2 separate regions of the Homo sapiens genome follow, and region 2 is linked to region 1. Evidence: read pairs that join two places in POLR2A ChIA-PET (ENCODE). Cell type or tissue: CD4-positive, alpha-beta T cell. All regions are shown on one strand. Each heading gives the region's core, and the rest is flanking DNA. Links, peaks and the distances in the headings are about the cores only. Region 1 overlaps ATP8A2 (ATPase phospholipid transporting 8A2). Region 2 overlaps ATP8A2 (ATPase phospholipid transporting 8A2).

Evidence for each region. Peaks named below come from ENCODE experiments on the same cell type or tissue, not always from the same donor. Only the 100,000 strongest peaks of a DNase experiment are listed, where the experiment ranks them.
Region 2: POLR2A ChIA-PET joins it to region 1 with 5 read pairs; 3 of 35 experiments call an interaction of 5 or more read pairs at or near these places.

The regions. Positions count from the first base shown.
Region 1 is chr13:25,886,754-25,889,667 of GRCh38, reverse strand. All of the region lies in intron 33 of ATP8A2 (ATPase phospholipid transporting 8A2), which reads right to left. Among named protein-coding and RNA genes, the nearest start is that of SHISA2, 160 kb to the left of the region's middle. In CD4-positive, alpha-beta T cell, for the core only: no CTCF peak of the experiment used is centred there; DNase peaks (open chromatin) are centred at 877 and 1,227; H3K27ac peaks cover 398 bases.
Region 2 is chr13:26,011,139-26,014,052 of GRCh38, reverse strand. It overlaps ATP8A2 (ATPase phospholipid transporting 8A2), which reads right to left. Exons shown (of 37, transcript NM_016529.6): 36 at 1,431-1,522. Among named protein-coding and RNA genes, the nearest start is that of SHISA2, 39 kb to the left of the region's middle. RefSeq lists enhancers at 1,192-1,692, 1,693-2,193. In CD4-positive, alpha-beta T cell, for the core only: no CTCF peak of the experiment used is centred there; a DNase peak (open chromatin) is centred at 1,512; H3K4me3 peaks cover 1,303 bases; H3K27ac peaks cover 874 bases.

The DNA of each region.
Region 1 (2,914 bases), core at 283-2,782:
TAAGTGCTGCTGGAGACTGACCACCGTGAAGGTCAAGGAGTGGTCATGCACTGGGGAAGGAGGATGCAGCCATGATACTGACATCTAACAGGAAAAGAGCTAAGGTGCCTGAAAACCTATACCAAGCCTCAGATAATCATGCTTCTTAAGGAGAGCATTAATCCACCAATGGGCCTCAAGCAAGTGTGAATAGGGTTATGACCAAACCACATCTCTGAGTTTTTCTTAAGAACAGTGAAATTATTTCTTCAAGAGTTCTATAGCTCAGAAATAGATAAAAAAGAAGGTGATTTAAACAAAAAGTATTAATACAAACCTTCACCTAGGGGATTTTCAATCCTTTCAATACAAGGATTTTTGACCATATATTATTTTTTAAAATCATTTAAATTTTATATATATATATATATATATATATATATGACAAAGGATGAGCAAACAAATTTAATAGCAATTAACAGGAAATTGGTTCCTATTAGGAAATGGGGAAAATGATCAGGCCTGAAGCAACAACAGCAAAAATAGTAAAACAAATAAATTACTGTCTGAAGATGGTATACGAAATAACATTGAAATCTTTTGTGGAGAATGTATAAAGGAAGTTTCTCTTATGTGGTAGAACTCACATTGTTTGCTTCTTGGCATAGTCGTTGACAGATTGTAGGAAAAAATTGCCATATTTAGGTGACGAAGAGAAGAGAACTTCAGAAATAGTATTTTCACATACATAAAAGAAAAAAAACTAGTGATTTCAATAAAATTTCCTTCTATACAAATGACCCCATGAACTCTACAGTTTTATTTCTTGAGACAAGAGTTTCCGTCTTGTCGCCCAGGCTGGAGCGCAATGGTGCGATCTTGACTCATCGCAACCTCCGCCTCCCAGGTTCAAATGATTCTGCTGCCTCAGCCTCCCAAGTAGCTGGAATTACAGACATGCGCCACCATGCTTGGCTAATTTTGAATTTTTAGTAGAGATGGGGTTTCTCCATGTTGGTCAGGCTGGTCTCTAACTCCTGACCTCAGGTGATAGCCCACCTTGGCCTCCCAAAATGCTGGGATTACAGGTGTGAGCCACCACACCCGGCTGAACTCTACAAACTTCTATATACTAACTGGGTTGAACCCAGCGGTAAAACATTTGAGCACATTGTATATTCCAAGCCACATCACTCACTTCATTAGTTACTGCATACTGCCCATATTTGGTTGCTTCCTTTTTTGCTTTTAGCTTTTTCTGAACTTGACGCAGAAGAAAAAGGAAAGTCCCCTTATCAGCCAATTCCGGAAGTTTTATACAAAATATTTATAGGCATCTTTTAGATAAAGTTGTTTAAGGAGGACAAGTGCAGTGCTACTAAATTCACATCAGGTTATTGTTTGGGTCCTAACCTAAAATTTCAGACAGAGAATTTCACAACAGCCCAAAGCTATTTCACTTTTATAAAGTGAAAACAAGATTGAATTATCCAAGCATCCTTACAGAGCGATCATGAACCTCTGTCTAGCTGGCCTGTGCTGTGCTACCCTTGTTAAGCAGAAGGCTGTTTATTCGTCCTGCAAATGCCAGTGTTCTCTGGGGGTGGGGCGGGGGGGGGGTCTGGGTTCTTTCCTTTCTGCCTCCTTGCCTACTCTCCATGGGCAGTGCCATCAACTTCCACGACCTCAAAAGTCACTCAAATGGTGGTGATATCCATGTTAGTGTGTTGAAATGAATTTCTAGATTATTCATTGGATAAGCAGCCCACAGAAGCATTTATTCAAAAGTATTCCATTGAGATTCAAAAACATATTGATATGATCATTGGTCTGTTAAAAGAATCAAACTAAAAAAAAACACAAACAAACTGGGAATCCTCAATAGACAAATCAAAACTTAATAAGAAGTGATTAAAAGCTAAATGGCTCACAGGGTGGATGTAAAGAAAGCACCTGGCTCAGGGCCTGCATGTAGAAGACACATAGTATTAACATTTGTTGTCTTCCTTTCCTCTCTTGTCTGAATTTATTAATAATAAAAGTTGGACTGAGGGGCCTGGCGCTGTGGCTCACGCCTGTAATCCCAACACTTTGGGAGGCCGAGGCGGGAAGATCACGAAGTCAGGAGCTCAAGACCAGCCTGGCCAAGATGGTGAAACCCGTCTCTACTAAAAACACAAAAATTAGCCGGGCATGGTGGCCGACGCCTGTAATCCCAGCTACTTGAGAGGCTGAGGCAAGAGAATCGCTTGAACCCAGGAGGCAGAGGTTTCAGTGAGCCAAGATCGCGCCACTGCACTTCAGTCTGGGCAACAACAGCAAAACTCTGTCTTAAAAAAAAAAAGAGTTGGACTGAGGAAGGAAGTTTTTCCTTATGATCTGATGTCATACCTTTAGTGTAAACTTTTTATAGAAGTAGAATATTCATACATAAAGTGCACAGATCACATGTGTGCATCTCAAGTGACTTTCCATTTTCACAAAATGAATACCCATGGACAGAACTTAGATTTGAAAAAACCCCAGACACTTAGCAGAAGCCTCCTCACACCTCTTCCATTTCTTACTCATCCTCTGTTCCACCCAGGCATACCCACGCTCCTGACCTCCAACACCATAAATTAGTTTTGCAAGCTCTGGAACTTTACACAAATGAGTCACACAGCATGGATGTTTATAGAGCCTACTTAGACATTATGCATTGTTGGCTGGTATATGGAAAAGTGTTCTGGGTCAGCTAGCAGACCAGCTGTTGTCAATGTGCCTGAGCTGATTACCCCTTTCTTCATAAATTTGACCCTACAATGAGCAACCAGCAATACCATGTAAATAAAGCCTATGTAGTACTAAGGGCTTGCAGAGTGGAAGCCACCTCATGTTTTTCTCACCATTTCCCACTCTCCTGGCAGTAATCTCTGGCGCTCCCTCTGGAGAA
Region 2 (2,914 bases), core at 243-2,742, 120 kb before region 1:
TCTGAGGCTGCAATCCAGACCTCATGGCATGCCACTGAGCAATGCTGGGCCACCCACTTTCTGACCTGAGCCTCTGCTTTGTGTCCTTGGGGTGGCATTACCCACCTCCCAGGGCAGTGGAGCATTAAAGGACAGAAGCATGTCAGTCCCCTTCTTCCCATACGATATTCCACATGGGAAAGTGAGGACAGGGGGTAGATTACTGAAAAGCAATGATACTCTGTCTCCCTCCTTCTCTCTCCATTGAGAAAGTCTGCAAATACCTGTTGACAGGCAGAGCTCAACAGAACACAGATCCTTCACTGCCTGTACTGTGTGAACAATGATTCTTCACGTTCATAAATCTGTCTCTTTCTTTCTTTCTTTTTTTTTTTTTTTGAGACCAAGTTTCGCTCTTGTTGCCCAGGCTGGAGTGCAATGGCATGACCTCGGCTCGCTGCAACCTCCGCTTCCTAGGTTCAAGTGATTCTCCTGCCTCAGCCTCCCAAGTAGCTGGGATTACAGGCATGTGCCGTCACGCCCAGCTAATTTTGTATTTTTAGTAGAGACGAGGTTTCACCATGTCGGTCAGGCTGGTCTCCAACCCCTGACCTCAAGTGATCCACTCACCTCAGCCTCCGAAAGTTCTAGGATTACAGGCGTGAGCCACCGCGTCCGGCCCAACTCATCTCTTTCTACCAGTCGTTTCCCTCTAAACTCCTCCGGAAGGGAAAGGGAGGCAGGGAGTAAGTATGGGAGGAAAAGCTGGCGTGTGCACGTGATGGGGGTGGAGAGGGGGCTGGGGAAGGCCGCAGGACACAGAGAGGCAGGGCTGGGTTGGCCTTGGCCCTGGGGAAGGTGGCCTGGATCTGCCTCAGCTGGGATCTGATGACTGGATTGCTAAAAACAAGCCCATGAGCTCCCCCTGAGCTCCAAAGTCGGGGGCAGTGGAGAGGGGATGTTTCACAGCCTCCCACTCTCCTCTGGAATCTGGAGGTGGGGGCGGGGGTGGCAGGGGGACGCCAGGCTTAGACGTGGGGCAGCCTTCCTGGGAGAAGCATGATGTTTTTCCCCAATGATGGTCATTGTTTCAATCAATATGGCAACACTACACAAAACAGTTCATATTGCTATCTTTAGGGGCAACAGTTTAAAAGTCATACTGCTTCAACCTTAAAAAACTCCTCTTGGGAGGCTGACGGAAGGATCATAACCACACCAGGATTTTAAGTTTACGGATTTTGTGGTCCCAGGGAATTGCCTACACTCAAGCTGCACGTTCCTGGGGCCAAATACACATTTTGCAGTTCCACTTCCAAACGCACGCCCCGCCCCCACCCCCCGTCAGCACTCACCCGGCCCCCCATCAGCGCCCGCTCCCCCAACTCCTCATCAACCCCCGCCCCGCACCGACACCCACTCCTCCATCAGCCCCCGCCCGCGGTACTCACGCGGGACGCCCTGCTGCAGGGAGCTGCCCCGGAACAGCGTCGGGGGCGTCTTCCGGCCCAGCCTCTTGATCAGGCGGTCGCGCTCGTTCAGCCTGCGGATAAAGCAAGCGCGTCAGTCTCTTGTCACCTGAACACTCGGGTTGCACAAGGAGACAGACAGAAGGGGGTGGGATGAGGTGGGGGATCACCTCCCCACGTCGGGTAAGGCGTGGTGCTTCACCAGCGGCCCGTGATTTCCAGCAGATGCCATCTGGGCGCCTCAATGCTGGCTCCCTGTTGTGGAAAACGCCGTTTCCAGTCCCTCCCTTAGCCAGCGCTTCCTGCTCGCTGAAGTGTGCATGTGCCCGGTCCATACCCGCGGGACCGTGGGCTTTTCAGGACACTTCTCCAAGGAGAGGCCTGTTTCCGGGTAAACATCTCCGCGCCTCACTCCTGCCTGCAGCCCCCTGCCTGCACGGGGTGAGAGCCCCGCGGAGGCCTCAGGACCCCAGCCACAGCCCAGCTTCGTTCTGCAGAACTTGATTATTTTGAACCCCAATGAACATCAAGGCGAGTTTTCTTCTAAAACAGACGGCTAAGGAGCAGTCCCTGCCTTTCCTGAACCTATTCCCTTCAAGGTTGCCACTGCTGTGAAGACATGTGGAACTGTTCTGGAGCTTGGCTATTTCTATACTATTTTATTTTTTTAAAAAGATGGGGTCTCACTGTCGTCCAGACTGGAGTGCAGTGGCACAATCATAGCTCACTGCAGCCTCGAACTCCTGGGCTCAAGCAACTCTCCCACCTCAGCCTCCTGAGTAGCTGGGACCCCAGGTGTGCATCACCACACCTGGCTAATTTTAAACATTTTTTGCAGAGACAGGGCCTTGCTTTGCTGCCCAAGCTGGTCTCAAACTCCTGGCTTCAAGTGATCCTCCTGCCTCGGCCTCCCAAAGTGCTAGGATTACAGGTGTGAGCCACCATGCCCAGTCTGTTTATTTCTATAAGCCCAAAGGGACTGCTTGAAAACTGCCCAGGCAGGTCAAAGTGCTTTGATTTTTACTATCAGGCTCTCATTTCGCTTGTCATTACAGGAGTTTGCCAGTGACCTAGAGGCATAATAGATTATGGGCTGAATGGTGTCCCCTCTAAATTCACATGTTGAAGTCTTTACCCCTAGTACCTCAGAATGGGACTGTATTTGGAAACAGGGCCTTTAAAGTGGTAATTAAGGTGAAATGAGGTCATCAGGGTGGGCCCTAATCCAGCATGGCTGCTGTCCTAATAAGAAGAGGAGATGAGGACACAGGCATACACGGAGGGAAGACCACAGAGCACACAGCCACCTGTAAGCCAAGGAGAGTGCTCGCATGAGAAACCAATCTGTAAGTAGCTCGAGTATGGACTTCCAGCCTCCAGACTGTGACAAACTCAATTTCTGCTGTTTAAGCCACACAGCCTATGGCACTTTATTGCGGCAGCCCAGGCAGACAAATACAGACCCC